2 separate regions of the Homo sapiens genome follow, and region 1 is linked to region 2. The links are chromatin loops, found by intact Hi-C in ENCODE. Cell type or tissue: Caco-2. All regions are shown on one strand. Each heading gives the region's core, and the rest is flanking DNA. Links, peaks and the distances in the headings are about the cores only.

Region 1 (11,546 bases), core at 1,321-9,320, 75 kb before region 2:
ATTCATCTATTATATTGACCAAAGCAGGTCATGACTACAACAAACTCAAAGGAAGGGGACAATCCTGTCTTGTACCCATAAGACACAGAAGCACTCAAGGGACAGCCCTAAAGACTATCACAAATGCCCACCCAATCACACCAGGCAGATATCTGTGTTTCTGCCCACAGCACCAGGGTACCACGCAAGCAATGGCACAGCTCAGATCCCAGTTTCTCCCTGCTCACCACCTCCACTTCCCCAGACATTTTGGACATAGTGGACCTGAAACCAAATAATAGTATAACAAAATACAGTCATCTGACAGGGGAGATGGCTCATGCCTACAATCCCAGCACTTTGGGAGGCCAAGGCGGGTCGATCACTTGATGTCAGGAGTTCGAGACCAGCCTGCCCAACATAATGAAACCCTGTCTTTACTAAAAATACAAAAATTAGCCGGGCATGGTAGCGCATACCTGTGTTCCCAGCTACTTGGGAGGCTGAGGCAGGAGAATTGCTTGAATCTAGGAGGTGGAGGTTGTATTTAGCTGAGATTGCACCACTGCACAGCAGCCTGGGGGACACAGTGAGACTCCATCTCAAAAAAGAAAAAAATGTATATATATATATATATATATATATATACACACACACACACACATATACATACAGTATCCTGAAAATGCCTTAAAGTTCACAGAAAACATTTTACCCATCTTTGGGCAGTCAAGCATCACCTAGGCAGAGTACCTTGATGACCATTTGTGTTTTCACCCACCAAGTTCACCAAGATGCCAAGATTATTTTGCCCTGAACCCACTTGGAACTGTCTGGGTGCTGGCACGTGGCTTCGGGTTGCCTCTCTTACCCAATTCCTTGTTTCATGGAAGGGAATGAGCTTCATGGTACCTGTGATTCATTTTCACCTTTACCTTGTTTTAGTTTTGGGCCTCCAAGCTAATGATTACAATTTTCCTTGCCTCTCATTTCCTTTATAGACATTTTAACTTTTCTGTGTGATTTTTTTTTAAATGACATAAAGCTATTTGCTTTTTGTTCCTGCAACTTTTATAAAATGTTCCTCTTTTAATTATTCAAGAATATTTGTCTGTAAATTAAAGTTGCTAAAGAAAGATTAATGGAAAATTTTCAGGCTTGTCATAAAATGGGCCTAATTGTGTCCTCCTCCTGTATCATTGAGCATGTGATGTGTGGTAGGTGCTCGATTGGGTGCTGGAGATATCAAACAGGAAGATCCGAGTCACCCACCCTCAATGAATGTCAGGTCTGCTAGACAGGGAAGTGGAAATCAGAGGAGAGAACAGGGCACTGGAGAGCACAGAGAAGGGAACCAAACCCACAGAGAGGCTGGGAGAGGAGGACAAGCTCCCCACATTGCTGGGTCCTCTCTACTTGAGCACCTGTCAGCCCAACTTCCAATTGCCAGCATCTGTACCCATTTACCTGTACAAATAGCCCAAGTAAGTGCAAGATAACTAATTCCCTGACACATTCTCCAAGGACTGACACCAGCTGACATGTTAAACACAATCTCCCAGAAGTTCCCAGCAGAAATGAGCTGCATAGCAGTAGCCTGACAGTTCACACTCATAGTATTGACCACCTTCTCATTCCTATTTCATTTCCTCACTGTCCTAGGAGTGTACCCTGGGACTGCCTTCCAGATAAGCCACAGGAAATTGAATTCTGGTTACAAGGTCTCCCTCTGGGTAGCCCAATCTTGACAGTCATCTTTATGGAGAATGTAATTTCTGTGGAATCACAAAAGGAATCAATGAGGTGACATAGGGGAAGGGAATTCCAAAACAGGGAGTCTGGGCCAAGACATATGGGTGTGAATAAGTGTCAAGTTCCATATGAGGAGAGATGACCCTGGAGTTTCAGGGGTTTCAAACACTGAGCTCCAGGTCAAAGGCTATCAAACTGGGCCCACCATGGAATTTGCCAAGTATCCAAAGGTGTTGAGGACTGGGGACTGCTGGGACATCTAACCTCATGCCAAAAGCATGAAACCAGACTGCATGGGTTAAAAGCCTGGTTCTTCCACTTATAAGCTGTGTGACTTTGTAATACTTGCCTCTCTGTGGTTCAATTTCTTCATCTGTAAAATGGAGACAGTAATAGTAACTACTAAGCAGTTATGTGATGCTATAATAAATTATTGAATTATGTTCATTGTAAGGTGACATTATTATTAGCTAGTTTTGGTTTGTGATTCTGTCAGTGATCTCTGAAAGGCACATCACATGGGGAAGGAGACTCAGTCCTTGCTCTCCAAGACCTCAGGGAATGGTTGGGGACAGAAATAGACATACAAGTAAGAAAGACCATGAGAGGAGGATGATAAATGCCTACAGTGAACATAAAAGTGCTGTAGGAGACCAAAATCAAAAGGTTCACACCTGGCTACACGGATCAGAGAAGGATTTATAGAAAAGGTTTGTGTAGACCTGAACTTTGGAAGCATGTTATATTTGAAGAGGCAAAGATCTAGGGTGGGTGGGGAGCTACAGGTGCCCTTTCCAGAAGGGCAAATTCATATAAGCTTGGACAGGATGTGTCTGAGCACATCAAGGAAGTCCAGCTTCTCTAAAGGCCAAGCTATGTGATGGGGAAAAGCTGGAAGGCAGCCACAGAGGGCAAGTTTCCAGGACCTCATGTGGCAGGGGATATGGCTTTCAGAACATTTGAGGACCAGAGAAATGGAATCTAAGGGTGGAGACCAGTGGACTAGTGAGGACTTCACTGTGGATGTCCAGACCAGACCTATCTAGACAGCATCCAGCAATGTGGGAGATGAAAAATAAAATAAGTCTTCTTTTTTATTGATTTCAAACTAGTTCTGAGACTAGAAGGCAGTTATAATGTTACAAAGCCAATTACCACCTTCTTTTTCTGTATAAAATATAGAATCAGAGTGACTGTATAATCACAAGAGGTTGATAAAGGGCATAACACAATATCCAATGCAGAGTAACTGCTGACACCTGGCAGTGACAGTGAAAATGATGATGGTGATGATGACAGTATTGTGGAGATGGAGATGGTGATGGTGGTGAAGATGCTGATGATGATGCTATAGCAGCAGTGGTGATTCTGGTGATGATGATAGTAATGGTGGTGATAGTGATGGTGATGATGGGGATTGTAGTGGTCATGTTGGTGATAATGGTCATAGCATGGTGATGGTAGTGATGATGGTGGTGATAATGTTGGTGATGGTGGTGATAGTGGTTATGATGTGGCAAAAGTGGGGATGGTGATGGTGGTGGCAGTAATGGTGCTGGCGGTGATGATAACGGAGATGATGGTGCTGATGATAGTGATGATGGTGGTGAGAGTGGCGGTGATTATGGTGATGATGGTAATGAAGACAGTGATGTGGTGATGATGGTGGTTATGGTGGTCATGTTGATATTGGTAATGGTAGTCATGATGATGATGGTGTTACTGATGAGGATTACCATGGTGATTGTGGTGGTAATGGTGATGGCAATGGTGTTGGTGATGGTAGTGATGATGATGGTGATGGTAATGGTGGTGGTTGTGGTGATAGTGGTGATGGTGATGTTAGTAGTAATACTGATGGCAATGGCAATGGTGTTGATAATGATGGTGATGGTGGTTGATAGTGATAGTAATAGTGGTGATGGGGTGTTGATGATAATGGGGATAAATGTGCTGATGGTACTGAGAGTGATGATGGTGATGTTGGAGATAATAATGGTGACACTAGAGATGATGTTTACAACAGTGGTGGTAACGGTGATGGTGATGGGACAGTGGTGATTGTCATGATGATAATGGTGATGGCTTGGATGGAGATGGTGGTGATATTATGTTTTATGAGAGAGGATGAATCTGTTTGGAGCAGAATGTAAGCACCAGGCCTGACCAGGTACCAGTAAGAGAGTTCTACTCTCTAGAGATTTATCAGGTCGGTACACAGGTAAATCTTCTCCTTAGACTCCTCATCTTTGATGGAAAACTGTGTCTGTCACAAATGGATCACGTGTCCCTATTTTTTTTTTTTTTTTTTTTTTTTTTTTGAGACGGAGTCCCTCTCTTTAGCCCAGGCCGGATTGCAGTGGCATAATCTCGGCTCACTGCAAGCTCCGCCTCCCAGGTTCACGCCATTCTCCTGCCTCAGCCTCCTGAGTAGCTGGGACTACAGGCGCCCGCCACCGCGCCCGGCTAATTTTTTGTATTTTTAGTAGAGACGGGGTTTCACCGTGTTAGCCAAGATGGTCTCGATCTCCTGACCTTGTGATCCGCCCGCCTCGGCCTCCCAAAGTGCTGGGATTACAGGCGTGAGCCACCGCGCCCAGCCACGTGTCCCTATTAACCGCAGGAACAAAAGTAGATTTTCCCTGGCATTCATACCTCTGACCTCCAGAAGGGACCATGAGCAAGAAGGAGATGGGAGATGGGTAGCTTTAGTAAATGGGGAGAGGAGGAAGAGAGTGAACAGGGAGATAAGCGGAAGGGGGAAGAGTGAAAGAGAGGAAAGAAACCAGACTTGTCCCCAGAGTTGTCCACATGTTCATCACCCACCCTGAGAGAGTCCTTGTCTTCTGAGAGGGTCCATTCTGGGCCTGTCCAGCAGGGGCTGTGGGGACAGCTGCAGGAACAGGAGGCTATGCCATCTACTGGCCATGGCTCTGAGCAATAAAACCCTGCACACCCAGGTAACCCAGAGCAGCAAGGACAGAGCCAAGCAGAGGGGCCTCTGCAGAACCCATACAGCACTCAGGGAGTGTTTAGTTTGTAGAGCTTCTTCCTTCAAGGCAGACCCTATGTCGACCCCAGGGCCACCTGCAGAGCCTGCTCCCCAGGGTGAAGCTGGAGTAGAGGGACCTGAGGGACTGGACATCAGTGGGTGAGTGCTTCCCTCTGGTGGTCAGTGTGGTGAAGTGGAGGATGCAGGCCCCACCTTACAGAGGTTCTCTGCAAACTCATGAACCCAGCAGGATTTTTAGGTCAGGTGGCTGTGGGCAAAGGAATTGCCCTGTAGCTTTTGGTTTCTCTGCCGCCTTGCAAGATTCTCTTCATGATGTCTTCATCGTCACATGTCACATTTCAACATATTGTCCTCTTCTTTATCGTGAGGTTGGATGATTGCCACTCTGTGAGCCTCTTCCCACCTTAGTTCCCGTCAGATGCCCTCTGTCTCTCAGAAATCAGCCACCCACCCTGCCTGCCAACTCTGATACAGCCCAGGATCCCTCTCAGACACCTTCCAAGCCATGGGTTATAGACTCTGGGTTCCTGTAATCCATGCTTTTTTAGATTAAGAACTGCTAATGTTGATTTTCCAAATATGGTTGGCAAAGATTAAAATTGACTATCATTAATTCATAATGGAAAACCACGTGGCATTGCCCCAAATGAAGTCCATGATCAAAATTGAGAGATTCCCTCCCCTGCAAGCTCGTAAAACCTGAACCTCCAGGCTGGATCCAGGGAGTAGCATTTGAGATCCACACTCCTACATGCATGACATCCCAAGCCTCTGTGGGAACAGCTCTGGATTCCTCTCCAAAGCGCCAGCCCTGACAATCTGCTCATCCTCACCTCTGCCTTGGCTGAGTAACCAACCTGTGACTTACTCAGGCCTGGGCTGGAATTCTGTTCTTTCCTCCTCACTGCGCCCTCTACCCAGCCCTTAGCAAGTCCTGCCCCGCCACCTCTCATAGGCATCCTGAGTCTCCTGTGCTCCACCTCCCAGCCACTGCACAGACACAGGCCACTATCCTCTCCTTCCTGAGGAACTGCAATGTCCTCCTGACTGTTCTCCACCCTCCCATTCTCACCGACTAGAAGCCTGTTCCTTCCCTGTGGTCACGCCAGCCTTCTAACAATACAAAAGGTGTACTGTCATGTCCTGGTAAAACCTTTCAAAGGCTTCTCATTTCACTTGGAGTAAAACAGAAATTCTTCAGCACGGTGTGAAAGGTGTGGCAGGAATTGATATCTGCTCATCCACCAAACCCAGTCTGCTTACCTCTCCTGCCGGCCGGTCCCTCACTCAATTCAGGAGCTTCCACAGGTTAGGATCATTTCCAGCTAGGGATCGGTTTATGATTTTCTTTGCATTAAACACCCCTCTTGTTGGCTTTCTGCAGCTGGCTCTTTCGCCTCCTTAAAAGTCTAGCTCACATGTTATTTCCTCAAATCGATCCTTCCTGATCCTTCTCTGCAGTTAGAATTTGGCTTGGCCACCAGTTTGTTGAAGGCAATATTGTATCCATCTCATTCTCTGTAATGTGTCTGTGCTTCTCACAATCTGTGGAATGTGGAGGACACTCAGTGTGCATACTGGATGAACATGCCTTTGTGGATGTTTCAGAGACTTTCCCACTGTGTATAAAATGATTCCATGTGGATAGCTTGCTGGCAGCCCCCATGAGGCCGTGATGACTCTAAGACGACTTGTTAGAACTGCCATTTCAATGGCTAGAGTTTTAATTACTTTTGGATCTTTTGAAAAATAGTGAAATCTTAGCAGGAAATATCAAAGTGCAAACGAGGAAGGATAAGAAATGACCCTGCGGAGGGTGGCAGGAAGCACAGGGTGTCCCAGAAGAAGAGTCCTGGAACCCAGCCAGCAGAGACCCCACCAACAACACTGTCACCCTTTCTCCAGGGCTTCTCTGTGCCAAGCAATTTGGCAAGAATCTCTTACACATCATCATTTTGTTCTTCACATATTCCCAAAATATAGAGAGATTCTTTTTCTGATGAGAAGATAATTCCTAGCATACAACAGGCACACCATAACCTTATTTTGAAGGAATGCGTACAGGTATCCTACATCCACTCTTAAGGAGAGGAGATCGCTGGAGAGTTCCAAGATTCCAGGCAGAGCTCAGCAGTGATGAGATCACAGTGTGGGGTCTGACACTTTTTGTTGCAGGTTCCTTGTCTGAAAAATGTGGAAAACACATTTTATAAAGATTGTTGGAGAATCCTTTCATTCACTCAACTAATTCCTTACTGAGTCCTGTGCTAGGGCTGAGACCACAGCATTGAGCAAGTAGACAGTGTTCCATGTGCATGGAACAAAGGAGGCAGAGAGGCAATGGCACGGCAGCTGATAGACACCCCCTTCTTTCCTTCTCAGCCTGTGATTCTCACTAGAAGAGGGTGCCTTGGAGTAGGTTGAGCCCACTGGTAGGAAGCACAGGAGGTAAAGTGAGTGCATCTCCAATGTGATGCTACCCTAGGAAAATGCCATGGTGCTGCTGAACTCGACAGTGATAACAAATGCTGCAGTGGGAACCCAGAGACCTCAGAAAACAGCAATGAGGGCTTCCAGGGGAACACAAGAGCTGCTGAATGGAGTGAGCCATCAGGGGACCCGTAGTGGGCAGCTCTCAGGCTCCTGAGGGATTGGTGCCTTGTTCAGGTGCATGCACACACACAATCTCAAACACACATACACAGTCTCATGCAATAGTGTACTACTACAGAGAAAACCAGCTGTATAAATATTTCTTAGTAATGAATTTCCTCAAAAGCATGAAATTCTTTATGTTCATGGAAAAATGTAGAAAAACTCCTTGCAGGGTGCAAAAGATCTAAAACAGTGTTTGCAAACTGTTGCACACAGCACAAATGTGGCTATGAGTTAATACATGCTCCTAATTACATTTTCAAAGATTCCTCGAAAAATACATTGAAATTATTCTGTATACAAAAGCCTCCATTCAGAGATAGCAATGCACATTAGAATATTCATTAAAACATAAAATACTTGCGATAAGAATCTGATTAATTCTCTTCCAACTTTCCTAGTCGATTCTGTTCCTCATGTTCTTTGTGTTTTGCAGGGAAAGGCTAACACGTATCAGCAACCGTGAGAGTGCCATGTGAAGATAAATTTGGAAACACTGATCTAGAATAATGTTTCACTTTCTGTGAGTTCTAGTACACAGAAAGCAAGTAAATATATTGATGATAATGGAATTAAAGTTGATAATTGTCCAAGAAAGGAGCCACAACTATAGAAAGGAGGGGACTGGAAAGAATCTCATTGCTTTGGGTTTGGTGTCGATATTAACTCAGAGTTTTTAATACATAACTAGGTAATAGAACAATAGCTATCTACACGTGCGTAAGTTTTTTTGTGTGTTTTTTTTAGCACTGACCAACAGACAAGGCCAAGAACAAGGTTCCTCACCTTCTGCACTGTGGCCATTTGAGACCTAGGAATTCTTTTTCTGGAAATGTCCTGTGCATTGCAGAATGTTGATCAGCATCCCTGTCCTCTCTCCCTAAATGCCGGTAGCACCTGCCTTACAAATTGGAACAACCAAAGACACCCTAGACATTACCAAATGTGCCCTGGGAAGCAAAATTGCCCCAGGTTGAGAACCACTGACTGAGGCCTCATGGCATTCCAGGAGTGGTGAGTACAGGGAGCACGCGGGAATTGCTTTCTACATTCACTGCAGATTCCAACCACTGATTTTCACCTTGGATCAGAGAAAGTAAAATATAAATCCGGAACTTCTTGTTTTATCAGAAAGTAAGGATAGGCTCAAATAATGATGGAAATATATTAAGAGGACACAGGAAGCAGCTTAAAGGGGCTCCCACTAGCCTAATCTAATGTAATTTTCACATTCTAATAAGCAAGAACAATACATTCTAACTCCCTGAGTAAAATAAGAAACCATGAGTCAGATAGATCTATAGAAAGATATATGACTAACAGATATATGGATAGGTAGGTAAAAGGGAAAAGTGTTTCCTTGCAGTAGAATGAATGTCATTTATAAGTATTTTTTTAAAATGCAGTTAGGAATACAATTTGAAAGCAATCATAATAACAATTGATTCAAACAGGAATTATTATTGTATGCTAAAGCTAGAAAGCAAAAGTGAAAACTTTATAAGACATAAATAAATGTTTCAAAGTATTGCTCCATGAAATAATTCTTAATTATAAAGGAGAGAAGAGTAAACCATACTGTGCAGATAGCTGTCAGATACCATCTGAACCTAGAGATCAAAGTTAGTGTCTATCAGCCGTGGGACAGCGTTGTTATGGCCTCCTGGTAGGAGGTACTGGGAGAAACAAGATCATATTTACAGTTCTCTGAAAACCTGCATAGCCTGAATCTCATCCATTGACAAAGCCCAGCTGAGGACGTTCTATGAAATCGCCAGTTATCTTCAAAAATGACAAGATCACAAAGATAAGAAAGACTGAGAAACTGTTTCAGATCAGAGGAGACTGAAGCTGCCTGACAACGACACACGGTTGATGAATTGCATGGACGACAGATTAGACGACAATGTGGACCCATGCTAGTGCTGTGATTCCACTCACTGCACTGAAGCTGTGCTGGAGAATGTCCTTGGCCTTAGGGGACACACATGAGAATGTCTAAGGACAAAAGGAGTCACACCTGCAACTTGCTCTGAAATGGCTCGGGAAAAGCTGTAACAGTGCGTACACATATAGAAAGAGGGAAAAGCGCGCGAGACACAATGTGAGGAGTGGGAGGGTCTGGGTGTGTACAGGAGCTCTTTATATTACTCTTGCTGCTTTTTGTAAGTTTGAAGTCACTTCAAAACTACAATAAAAAAAGGTTTATTACTTCTTTTCTAATGAATATAGAAAAATAAAATTGCTTCTTTTTTCTATATTTATTAATGGCATTCTTTTTACTCCAAGGAAGAACTTTTCTCCTTTATCTGTATCTATCTTTCCATCTCTCTATCTGTTAATCATCTATTTATCCACAGATCTAGAAGACTCATGGTTTCTTATTTTATTCAATGAGTTGTAATCTGTTACTATCACTTATTTGAATGTTTAAAATATCTCAGAGTTGAATAGTGAGAGCCCCTTTAAGCTGTTTCCTGTGTCCTCCTGACGTACTTCCATCATCTTTTTATCTTTTATAAAAAATTAAAAATTAAAAATACAGTAAAGTGCTGCCTCAGCATTGACACCGCAGCCCCACCCATCATGCACAGGCCTGTGTGCTCAGCTTGTTGGAACACTGTACTGTTCCTTGGAGCAGAGAAACAGGGTGTGAGACGGCAGGGACTGGCGCACTGGAGAGAATGCATGGGCAGAGGTTGAGGAAGAAGCGCCCTCTGCTTCCACCAGACGTGTTGCCTCACAAGGGACAGCCATGTTCCCCACCACTCACTGTACCTGCACCTCCCTCTGCAACACAGGGGGGTCACTACTGTTTCACAGCCGCCTTCTTCTGTTTCCTCCTGGGTTTTCACCATAAGCCCCCTCTCCCACATGCACACCCCCACCAGCATGGGCCTGTGAGTCTGGTACCACATTGGCAGCAATAGGTAGAGTTGGGAATGGAGGTCGGAGGGGGTAAATTCTTCATCTGGAGTAACACAGTAATCAATGGATCACAAATTATAGGCCTAAAAAGGACTCTCTGAAGCCATGGCCTTTGACCTGCTCATTTTTATAGAGAAGAAAAAGAGGGCCTGAAAAGGGAGCTGTCCGCACTTGGAGGACTCCTTAGAAGCCAACACTTCCCAGACATCCCAGGAGGGGACAAAGGAGACAGAGAAAAGTCAGCCTTGATAGCGGGAGTTCAGCCAATCACTGCCAGCACGAAATCCACCAGCTTCCTGGGCACATATGTGCCATGTCACAGCAGTGTTTTTCCAAGATTCACGGGGGTGTGGCAGGATGGATGGACAGCTGGCTCCCTCACTGGAACTAAAGTATACATCCATGCCCTCTGCCAGGCAGCTAGCAGCGCCTCTGTCCAGGAAATGCAGAGTAGACCCCCATTGCCGTTGTGCATGGTCATGGGTCTTGCTTGGCCCATAGGATGTTAACACATGGGACAAGCACAGAGCCCTTAACTGGCATGTGTGAGAAGCTGGTCCTCCTGCTCTTCTCTGAGCCTCCATGAGAAGAACTTGGCCCAGACGGGCACCACCCCTTCAGCATGGGCCCCAGCATGAAGACACAAGCCAAGCCAGCACCAGACCCCCTGACCCCCAGCCAATGTGCAGCTGGTAGAGCATGACTGGAATAGCTTGTTGGTGTCAGCCCTTGAGCAGCCATTGAGTTCCAGATCTTCCCTCTGACACAGCTTACCCAAGTGTGAAGGAAACCAAAAAAACAATTCTGGTAGTATGAGAAATTCAGGTTAGTTAACACCCCAAAAAATTACATCAGCTCACCAGCCATGGATCCAAACCAAGATGAAATCTCTGAATTGCCAGAAAAGGAATTCAGAAGGTCAATTATTAAACCCACCAAGGTGGCACCAGAGAATGGTGAAGTCCAATTTAAAGAAATTTTTAAAAAAGATGCAGCACATGAATTGAAAAATCTGTAGTGAAAATAGATGGAATAAACAAAATATAATCACAACTTTTGGAAATCAAGGACACACTTAGAGAAATGCAAAATCCACTGGAAAATCTCAGCAATAGACTCAAACGAGTAGAAGAAAGAACTTCTGAGCTCAAAGACAAAGTTTTCAAATTAACTCAGTCCAATAAAGATGAAGAAAATAGAATTTAAAAATAAACAAAGC
Region 2 (11,546 bases), core at 1,724-9,723:
ATACCATGGAATACTATTCAGCCATAAAAGTGGATGAAATTATGACTTTTGCAGCATGTGTGTGGAACTGGAGGCCATTACCCTTAGTGAAATGACTCAGAAACAGAAAATCAAGAACTGCATGTTCCCAATTATACATGGGTGCTAAACCGTGGACATGGACTTACTGAGTGGAATGATAGACATTGGAGGCTCCAAACAGTGGGAGGATAGAATGAGGGTGAAAGTGAAATGCTGCCTATTGGGTACAATGTATCTTTTTTGGGTAGTTGTACGTAAAAGCCCAGATTTCATCTCTACAAAATATATACATGTAACACAACTGCACCTGTACCCCTAAATCCATCAAAAATCTAAAAAAATTAGTTTTAAATAAATACATTTTTAAATGCCATACATCCTATAATTCAACAATGTATAGCTGATCATTAGCCACTGTTATTTCTGTAAATCAATGAGAATTAGATCAACAACTTTGGTAATCACGCCTTCTCTTCACTTGTACTTTTTTTCCTTAAAATCTTGAGTTTGATTTTTTGTTCTACAGAGCAGTCCCCAAGGCAACCTGAAAGTGTGTCCTGTGCTCCACTCTTGCTTGATCTCTGTGCTTAAATAAACTCTCTTTCAACTGGAAAAAAAATTAAGAGAAATGAATGAATGAGTACAAAAATAATTTTAAAACAAACTCTATAGTGTACACAGAAGCCTTAATGTTTATCTTATAATTAGTTATTAAAGTCTTTTCTTGATTATTTACTTTTTCTGGATATAGGAGATCAAAGTGAAACCAATAGGTATACAGACAACATTTGGCTATAAATCTATGAACTGAATGTTGACAAATTATACCTTTTAAAAAGAGGAGAAATATGCAGAACAAAGGTGAATGTATAGTGTATAGTAGATGGGCAATAAATATTTGCATTTAGTGGAAAATGAATAAAACTCTGTTTTACAAAAAGCATGAGATGTCCTATAAAATTAATGGAAGATCCTCCTTCCTTTTTTAAAATAAAACAGACTTTCAAAAGGGAAGAAAACTCTAAGAAATTATAAAGATTGCATGTGCTTGGTTCCTAGTTTATTATTTTTCCTCCTTACATATCTTCTTCCTTTCACATTAATTCTCTTTCTCCCTCTCCTGCTCTGAGTAAATAATCAAATGTTTCTGCCCTCATTTTGTCTATATCTTAATTGTCAAAACCAGAACACATACCTATAAGGCAAGCACAATGGGTAGGAACACAATGTCCAATCTTAAGAAAATATCTTAATCTTTCTCAGTCGCATTTCTCTTATCTGGAAATGGTGGCATCAGTCAGGATGAGCTGTGTTATGCTGTGGTAACAAAAAAAAGTACGAGGGACTTAAGACAGCAACATACCATTCCATTACTGTGACTGCTATTTGTATAGATGCACTGCATGTGTGTCGGGGTGCTGAACTATGTTGTGCTCACTCTGGATCCCAAGATGATGGAGAAGACACCCTCACAACAGTATCAGGGGCCAAGGCAATAAGCACCAGCTTTCCCCAAGTGCAACTGGAAGTAACAGATGTCACTTATTCATCTATTATATTGACCAAAGCAGGTCATGACTACAGCCAACTCAAAGGAAGGGGAAGGACAATCCTATCTTGTACCCATAAGAAACAGAAGCACTCAAGGGACAGCCCTAAAGACTATCACAAATACCCACTCAATCACATCAGGCAGATGTCTGTGCTTCTGCCCACAGCACCAGGATACCAGGCAAGCAATAGCACAGCTCAGATCCCAGTTTCTCCCTGCTCACCACCTCCACTTCCCCAGACATTTTGGACACAGTGGACCTGAAACCAAATAATAGAAGTATAATAAAATATAGTCACCTCACAGGGGGGATGGCTCATGCCTATAATCCCAGCACTTTGGGAGGCCAAGGCGGGTCGATCACTTGATGTCAGGAGTTCGAGACCAGCCTGGCCAACATAGTGAAACCCTGTCTTTACTAAAAATACAAAAATTAGCTGGGCATGGTAGCGCATACCCGCGGTCCCAGCTACTTGGGAGGCTGAGGCAGGAGAATTGCTTGAATCTAGGAGGCAGAGGTTGTATTTAGCTGAGATTGAGCCACTGCACTGCAGCCTGGGGGACACAGTGAGACTCCATGACAAAAAAAAAAAATATATATATATATATGTATACAGTATCCTGAAAATGCCTTAAAGTACACAGAAAATATTTTACCCATCTTTGGGCAGTCAAGCAACACCTAGGCAGAGTACCTTGATGATCATTTGTGTTTTCACCCACCGAGTTCACCAAGATGCCAAGATTATTTTGCCCTGAACCCACTTGGAACTGTCTGGGTGCTGGCATGTGGCTTCGGGTTGCCTCTCTTACCCAATTCCTTGTTTCATAGAAGGGAATGAGCTTCATGGCACCTGTGATTCATTTTCACCTTTACCTTATTTTACTTTTGGGCCTCCAAGCTAATGATTACAATTTTCCTTGTCTCTCATTTCCTTTATAGACATTTTAACTTTTCTGTGTGATTTTTTTTTTAATGACATAAAGCTATTTGCTTTTTGTTCCTGCAACTTTTATAAAATGTTTCTCTTTTAATTATTCAAGAATATTTGTCCATAAATTAAAGTTGTCAAACAAAGATTTATAGAAAATTTTCAGGCTTGTCATAAAATGGGCCTAATTGTGTCCTCCTCCTGTATTATTGAGCATGTGATGTGTGGTAGACGCTCGATTGGGTGCTGGAGATATCAAGCAGGAAGATCCGAGTCATCCACCCTCAATGAGTGTCAGGTCTGCTAGAGAGGGAAGTGGAAATCAGAGGAGAGAACAGGGCACTGGAGAGCACAGAGAAGGGAACCAAACCCACAGAGGCTGGGAGAGGAGGACAAGCTGCCCACATTCCTGGGTCCTCTCTACTTGAGCACCTACCAGCCCAACTTCCAATTACCAGCATCTGTACCCATTTACCTGTACAAATAGCCCAAGTAAGTGCAAGATAACTAATTCCCTGACACATTCTCCAAGGACTGACACCAGCTGACATGTTAAACACAATCTCCCAGAAGTTCCCAGCAGAAATGAGCTGCATAGCAGTAGCCTGACAGCTCACACTCATAGTATTGACCACCTTCTCATCCCTATTTCATTTCCTCACTGTCCTAGGAGTGTACCCTGGGACTGCCTTCCAGATAAGCCACTTGAAATTGAATTCTGGTTACAAGGTCTCCCTCTGGGTAGCCCAATCTTGACAGTCATCTTTATGGAGAATGTAATTTCTGTGGAATCACAAAAGTTGAAGAGGAATCAATGAGGTGACATAGGGGAAGGGAATTCCAAAACAGGGAGTCTGGGCCAAGACATATGGGCGTGAATAAGTGTCAAGTTCCATATGAGGAGAGATGACCCTGGAGTTTCAGGGGTTTCAAACACTGAGCTCCAGGTCAAAGGCTATCAAACTGGGCCCACCATGGAATTTGCCAAGTATCCAAAGGTGTTGAGGACTGGGGACTGCTGGGAGATCTAACCTCATGCCAAAAGCATGAAACCAGACTGCATGGGTTAAAAGCCTGGTTCTTCCACTTATAAGCTGTGCAACTTTGTAATACTTGCCTCTCTGTGGTTCAGTTTCTTCATCTGTAAAATGGAGACAGTAATAGTAACTACTAAGCAGTTATGTGATGCTATAATAAATTATTGAATTATGTTCATTGTAAGGTGACATTATTATTAGCTAGTTTTGGTTTGTGATTCTCTCAGTGATCTCTGAAAGGCACATCACATGGGGAAGGAGACTCAGTCCTTGCTCTCCAGGACCTCATGGACTAGTGGGGGACAGAAATACACACACGAGTAAGAAAGACCATGAGAGGAGGAGGATAAATGCCTATAGTCAACATAAAAGTGCTGTAGGAGACCAAAATCAAAAGGTTCACACCTGGTTACATGGATCAGAGAAGGATTTATAGAAAAGGTTTGTGTAGACCTGAACTTGGGAAGCATGTTATATTTGAAGAGGCAAAGATCTAGGGTGGGTGGGGAGCTACAGGTGCACTTTCCAGAAGGGCAAATTCATATAAGCTTGGACAGGATGTGTCTGAGAACATCAAGGAAGTCCAGCTTCTCTAAAGGCCAAGCTATGTGATGGGCAAAGGCTGGAGGGCAGCCACAGAGGGCAAGTTTCCAGGGCCTCATGTGGCAGGGGATGTGGCTTTCAGAACATTTGAGAACCAGAGAAACAGAATCTAAGGGTGGAGACTAGTGGACCAGTGAGGAGTTCACTGTGGATGTCCAGACCAGACCTATCTAGACAGCATCCAGCAATGTGGGAGATGAGAAATAAAATAAGTCTTCTTTTTTATTGATGTCAAAATAGTTCTGAGAATAGAAGGCAGTTATAATGTTACAAAGCCAATTACCACCTTCTTTTTCTGTATAAAATATAGAATCAGAGTGACTGTATAATCACATGAGGTTGATAAAGGGCAGAAAACAGTGCCCAATGCAGAGTAACTGCTTACACCCAGCAGTGACGATGATAATGATGATGGTGATGATGATGGTATTGTGGAGGTGGAGATGGTGATGGTGGTGAAGATGCTAATGATGATGCTATAGCAGCAGTGGTGATTCTGGTGATGATAGTAATGGTGGTGATAGTGACAGTGATGATGGGGATTGCAGTGGTCATGTTGGTAATAATGGTCATAGCGTGGTGATGGTAGTGATGATGGTGGTGATAATATTGGTGATGGTGGTGGTAGTGGTTATGATGTGGCAAAAGTGCTGATGGTGATGGTGGTGGCAGTAATGGTGATGGTGGTGATAAGGGAGAAGATGGTGGTGATGATAATGATGATGGTGGTGAGAGTGGCGGTGATTATGGTGATGATGATGGTAATGAAGATAGTGATGTGGTGATGATGGTGGTTATGGTGGTCATGTTGATACTGGTAATGGTAGTTATGAAGATGATGGTGTTACTGATGAGGATTACCATGGTGACTGTGGTGGTGATGGTGATGGCAATGGTGGTGGTGATGGTAGTGATGATGGTAATGGTGGTGGTTGTGGTGATGGTGGTGATGGTGATGTTAGTAGTAATAATTATGGCAATGGCAATGGTGTTGATAATGATGGTGATGGCGGTGATGGTGATGGTGGTTGATAGTGATGGTAATAGTGGTGATGGGGTGTTGATGATAATGGGGATAAATGTGCTGATGGTACTGAGATTGATGGTGATGTTGGTGGAGATAATGATGGTGACACTAGTGATGATGGTTACAACAGTGGTGATAACGGTGATGGTGATGGGACAGTGGTGATTGTCGTGATGATAATGGTGATGGCTTGGATGGAGATGGTGGTGATACTATGTTTTATGGGAGAGGATGAAGCTATTTGGAGTAGAATGTAAGCACCAGGCCTGGCCAGGTACTAGTAAGAGAGTTCTACCCTCTAGAGATTTATCAGGTCGGGACTCAGGTAAATCTTCTCCTTAGACTCCTCATCGTGGATGGAAAACTGTGTCTGCCACAAATGAATCGCGAGTCCCTGTTAACCACAAATGAATCGCGTGTCCCTGTTAACCACAGGAACAAAAGTAGATTTTCCCTGGCATTCATACTTCTGACCTCCAGAAGGGACCATGAATAAGAAGTAGTTGGGAGATGAGTAGCTTTAGTAAAGGGGGAGGGAAGGAAGAGAGTGAACAGGGAGATAAGCGGAAGGGGGAAGAGTGAAAGAGAGGAAAGAAACCAGTCTTGTCCACAGAGGTGTCCACATGTTCATCACCCACCCTGAGAGAGTCCTTGTCTTCTGAGAGGGTCCATTCTGGGCCTGTCCAGCAGGGGCTGTGGGGACAGCTGCAGGAACAGGAGGCTGTGCCATCTACTGGCCATGGCTCTGAGCAATAAAACCCTGCACACCCAGGTAACCCAGAGCAGCAAGGACAGAGCCAAGCAGAGGGGCCTCTGCAGAACCCATACAGCACTCAGGGAGTGTTTAGTTTGTAGAGCTTCTTCCTTCAAGGCAGACCCTATGTCGACCCCAGGGCCACTTTCAGAGCCTGCTCCCCAGGGTGAAGCTGGAGTAGAGGGACCTGAGGGACTGGACATCAGTGGGTGAGTGCTTCCCTCTGGTGGTCAGTGTGTGAAGTGGAGGATGCAGGCCCCACCTTACAGAGGTTCTCTGCAAACTCATGAACCCAGCAGGATTTTCAGGGCAGGTGGCTGTGGGCAAAGGAATTGCCCTGTAGCTTTTGGTTTCTCTGCCCCTTGGAAGATTCTCTTCATGATGTCTTCATCTTCACATGTCACATTTCAAAATATTGTCCTCTTCTTTATTGTGAGGTTGGATGATTGCCACTCTGTGAGCCTCTTCCCGCCTTAGTTTCCGTCAGATGCCCTCTGTCTCTCAGAAATCAGCCACCCACCCTGCCTGCCAACTCGGACACAGCCCAGGATCCCTCTCAGACACCTTCCAAGCGATGGGTTATAGACTCTGGGTTCCTGTAATCCATGCTTTTTTGGATTAAGGACTGCTAATGTTGATTTTCCAAATATGGTTGGCAAAGACTAAAATTGACTATCACTAATTCATAATGGAAAACCATGTGGTACTGCACCATATGAAGTCCATGATCAAAATCGAGAGGTGCCCTCCCCTGCACTCTGGTAAAACCTGAACATCCAGGCTGGATCCAGGGAGTAGCATTTGAGATCCACAGTCCTACATGGGTGACATCCCAAGCCTCTGTGGGAACAGCTCTGGATTCCTCTCCAAAGCCCCAGCCCTGAAAATCTGCTCATCCTCACCTCTGCCTTGGCTGAGTAACCATCCTGTAACTTACTCAGGCCTGGGCTGCAGTTCTGTTCTTTCCTCCTCACTGCGCCCTCAACCCAGCCCTCAGCAAGTCCTGCCCCGCCACCTCTCACAGGCATCCTCAGTCTCCTGTGCTCCACCTCCTGGCCACGGCACAGGCACAGGCCACTATCCTCTCTTTCCTGAGGAAATGCAATGTCCTCCTGACTGTTCTCCGCCCTCCCATTCTCACCAACTAGAAGCCCGTTCCTTCCCTGTGGCCATGCCAGCCTTCTAATAATATAAAAGGTGTCTTGTCATGTCCTGGTAAAAGCTTTCAAAGGCTTCTCATTTCACTTGGAGTAAAATAGAAATTCTTCAGCACGGTGTGCAAGGCATGGCAGGAATTGATATCTGCTCATCCACCAAACCCAGTCTGCTTACCTCTCCTGCCGGCCAGTCCCTCACTCAATTCAGGAGCTTCCACAGGTTAGGATCATTTCCAGCTGGGGGTCGGTTTATGATTTTCTTTGCATCAAACACCCCTCTTGTTGGCTTTCTGCAGCTGGCTCTTTCTCCTCCTTAAAAGTCTAGCTCAAATGTTATTTCCTCAAATTGATCTTTCCTGATCATTCTCTGCAGTTAGAATTTGACTTGGCAACCAGTTCATTGAAGGCAATATTGTATCCATCTCATTCTCTGTAATGTGTCTGTGCTTCTCACAATCTGTGGAATGTGGAGGACACTCAGTGTGCATACTGGATGAACATGCCTTTATGGGTGTTTCAGAGACTTTCCCAGTGTGGATAAGATGATTCCATGTGGATAGCTTGCTGGCAGCTCCCATGAGGTGATGATGACTACTTGTGAGAACTGCTGTTTTGATGGTTAGTGTTTTAATTACTTTTCCATCTTTTGAAAAATAGTGAAATCTTAAAGGAAATATCAAAATGCAACTGGGGAAGGATAAGAAATGACCCTGGGGAGGGTGGCAGGAAGCACAGGGTGTCCCAGAAGAAGAGTCCTGGAACCCAGCCAACAGAGCCCACACCAGCAACACTCTCACCCTTTCTCCAGGGCTTCTCTGTGCCGAGCAGTTTGGCAAGAACCTCTTACACATCATCATTTTGTTCTTCATGTATTCCCAAAATATAGAGAGATTCCTTTTCTGATGAGAATATAGTTCCTAGCATACAGCAGTCACACCATAACCTTATTTTGACTGAATGAGTGCTGAGCAGTGATGAGATCACAGTGTAGGGACTGACACTTTTTGTTGCAGGTTCCTTGTCTGAAAAATGTGGAAAACACATTTTGTAAAGATTGTTAGAGAATCCATTCATTCAGTCAACTAATTCCCTACTGATTCCTGTGCTAGAGCTGAGACCACAGCATTGAGCAAGTAGGCAGTGCGCCATGTGCATGGAAAAAAGGAGGCAGAGAGGCATAGACATGGCAGCTGATAGACACCCCTTTCTTTCCTTCTCAGCCTGGGAGTCTCATGAGAAGAGCTTGCCTTGGAGTAGGTTGAGCCCACTGGTAGGAAGCACAGGAGGTAAAGCGAGTGCATCTCCAATGTGATGCTACCCTAGGAAAATGCCATGGTGCTGCTGAACTACAACAGTGATAACAAATGCTGCAGTGGGAACCCAGAGACCTCAGAGAAGAGCAATGAGGGCTTCCGGGGGAACACAAGAGCTGTTGAATGGAGTGAGCCATCAGGGGACCCGTAGTGGGCAGCTCTCAGGCTCCTGAGGGATTGGTGCCTTGTTCAGGTGCATGCACACACACAATCTCATACACACATACACAGTCTCATGTAATAGTGTACTAGTACAGAGAAAACCTGCTGTATAAATATTTCTCAGTAATGAATTTCCTCAAAAGCATGAAATTCTTTATGTTCATGAAAAAATCTAGAAAAACTCCTTGCAGGGTGCAAAAGATCTAAAACAGTGTTTGCAAACTGTTGCACACAGCACAAATGTGGCTATGAGTTAATATATGCTGCTAATTACATTTTCAAAGATTCCCTGAAAAATACATTGAAATTATTCTGTATACAAAAGCCTCCATTCAGAGATACCAATGCACATTAGAATATTCATTAAAACAAAAAATACTTGTGATAAGAATCTGATTAATTCTCTTCCAACTTTTCTAGATGATTCTGTTCCTCATACCCTTTGTGTTTTGAGGGGAAGGGCTAACATGTATCAGCAACCATGAGAAAGAGTGTCCTGTGAAGATAAATTGGGAAACACTGATCTAGAATAATGTTTCACTTTCTGTGAGTTCTAGTACACAGAAAGCAAGTAAATATATTGATTATAATGGAATGAAGGTTTATAATTGTCCAAGAAAGGAGTCACAACTATAGAAAGGAGGGGACTGGAAAGAATCTCATTGCATTGGGTTTGGTGTCAATAATAACTTAGAGTTTTTAATACATAAATATGTAATAGAACAATAGCTATCTACACGTGGGTAAGTTTTTGTATGTATTTTGTAGCACTGACCAACAGACAAGGCCAAGAACAAGTTGCCTCACCTTCTGCACTGTGGCCATTTGAGACCTAGGAATTCTTTTTCTGGAAATGTCCTGTGCATTGCAGAATGTTGATCAGCATCCCTTCCCTCTCTCCCTAAATGCCAGTAGCACCTGCCTTACAAATCGGAACAACCAAAGACATCCTAGACATTACCAAATGTGCCCTGGGAAGCAAAATTGCCCCAGGTTGAGAACCACTGACTGAGGCCTCACGGCATTCCAGGAGCGGTGAGTACAGGCAGCACGCGGGAATTCCTTTCTACATTCACTGCAGATTCCAACCACTGATTTTCACCTTGGATCAGAGAAAGTAAAACATAAATCCGGAACTTCTTGTTATATCAGAAAGTAAGGATAGGCTCAAATAATGATGGAAACATATCAAGAGGACACAGGAAGCAGCTTAAAGGGGCTTCCACTAACCTACCCTGAGGTAATTTTCACATTCTAATAAACAAGAGCAATAGATTATAACTCCTTGAGTAAAATAAGAAGCCATGAGTCAGATAGATCTATGGAAAAATTGATGTCTAACAGATAGATGGATAGATAGGGAAAAGAGTAAAGTGTTTCCTTGCAGTAGAATGAATGTCATTTATAAGTATTTTTAAAAAACGAACTTATGAATATAATTTGAAAGCAATCATAATAACAACTGATTCAAACAGGAATTATTATTGTATGCTAAAGCTAGAAAGCAAAAGTGAAAACTTTATAAGTAAGACATAAATATATATTTCAAAGTATTTCTCCATGAAACACTTACTAAATATAAAGGAGAGAAAAGTAAACTGTACTGTGGAGAGACCTGTCAGATACCATCTGAATCTAGAGATCAAGGTTAGTGTCTATCAGCCATGGGACAGCGTTGTTATGGCCTCCTGGTAGGAGGTAATGAGGGACACAAGATCACATCTACAATTCTTCTCTGAAAATCTGCATAGCCTGAATCTCATCCATTGACAAAGCCCAGCTGAGGACATTCTATGAAATCGCCGGTTATCTTCAAAAATGACAAGATTACAAAGATAAGAAAGACTGAGAAACTGTTTCAGATCAGAGGAGACTGAGGCGGCCTGACAACGACACACGGTTGATGAATTGCCTGGACGACAGATTAGACGACAGTGTGGACCCATGCTAGTGCCGTGATTCCGCTCACTGCACTGAGGCTGTGCTGGAGAATGTCCTTGGCCTTAGGGGACACACATGAGAATGTCTAAGGACAAAAGGAGTCACACCTGCAGCTTGCTCTGAAATGGCTCAGGAAAAGCTGTAACAGTGCATACACATATAGAAAGAGGGAAAAGCGCGCGAGACACAATGTGAGGAGTGGGAGGGTCTGGGTGTGTACAGGAGCTCTTTATATTACTCTTGCTGCTTTTTGTAAGTTTGAAGTCACTTCAAAACTACAATAAAAAAGTTTATTATTTATTTTCTAATGAATATAGAAAAATAAAATTGCTTCTTTTTTTATATATTCATTAATGGCATTCTTTTTACTCCAAGGAAGAACTTTTCTCCTTTATCTGTATGTATCTTTCTATCTCTCTATTTGTTAATCATCTATTTATCCACAGATCTAGAAGACTCACGGTTTCTTATTTTATTCAATGAGTTGTAATCTGTTACTATCACTTATTTGAATGTTTAAAATATCTGAGTTGACTAGTGAGAGCCCCTTTAAGCTGCTTCCTGTGTCCTCCTGACATAATTCCATCATCTTTTTATCTTTTACAAGAAATTAAAAATTGAAAATACAGCAAAGTGCTGCCTCAGCACTGAGACCCCAGCCCCACCCAACATGCACAGGCCTGTGTGCTCAGCTTGTTGGAAGGTCCCGGCTCATGCTTTCCAGCCTAGCATGGACTTCCCAGCCAAGCCGCAGCACCATGAAGCTTCAGGGCAGCTGGTTATTAAGGATGAGCTTCACCAGTGTCCACACCCTGTACTGTTCCTTGGAGCAGAGAAACGGGGTGTGAGACGGCAGGGACTGGCGCACTGGAGAGAATGCATGGGCAGAGGTTGAGGAACAAGCGCCCTCTGCTTCCACCAGACGTGTTGCCTCACAAGGGACAGCCACGTTCCCCACCACTCACTCTACCTGCACCTCCCTCTGCAGCACAGGGGGGTCACTACTGTTTCCCAGTCCCCTTCTTCTGTTTCCTCCTGGGTTTTCAC

The links. A loop is a pair of places that touch in the nucleus more often than their neighbours do. Peaks named below come from ENCODE experiments on the same cell type or tissue, not always from the same donor. Only the 100,000 strongest peaks of a DNase experiment are listed, where the experiment ranks them.
Region 1: a loop joins it to region 2, with 4 times the contacts of the local background. A loop is called at or near these places in 4 of 110 quality-filtered maps.

What each region holds. Positions count from the first base shown.
Region 1 is chr20:23,792,749-23,804,294 of GRCh38, reverse strand. It overlaps LOC107985432 (a long non-coding RNA gene), which reads right to left and starts at 580. Exons shown (of 3, transcript XR_001754554.3): 1 at 459-580. RefSeq lists a silencer at 4,815-4,984. In Caco-2, for the core only: CTCF peaks have their summits at 4,654 (motif pointing left) and 4,894 (motif pointing left); DNase peaks (open chromatin) are centred at 4,874 and 9,294.
Region 2 is chr20:23,718,469-23,730,014 of GRCh38, reverse strand. It overlaps LOC105372574 (a long non-coding RNA gene), which reads right to left and starts at 7,468. Exons shown (of 3, transcript XR_937387.2): 1 at 7,259-7,468; 2 at 1,217-1,338; 3 at 1-628. RefSeq lists an enhancer at 11,284-11,546. In Caco-2, for the core only: CTCF peaks have their summits at 5,887 (motif pointing left) and 6,093; a DNase peak (open chromatin) is centred at 6,144.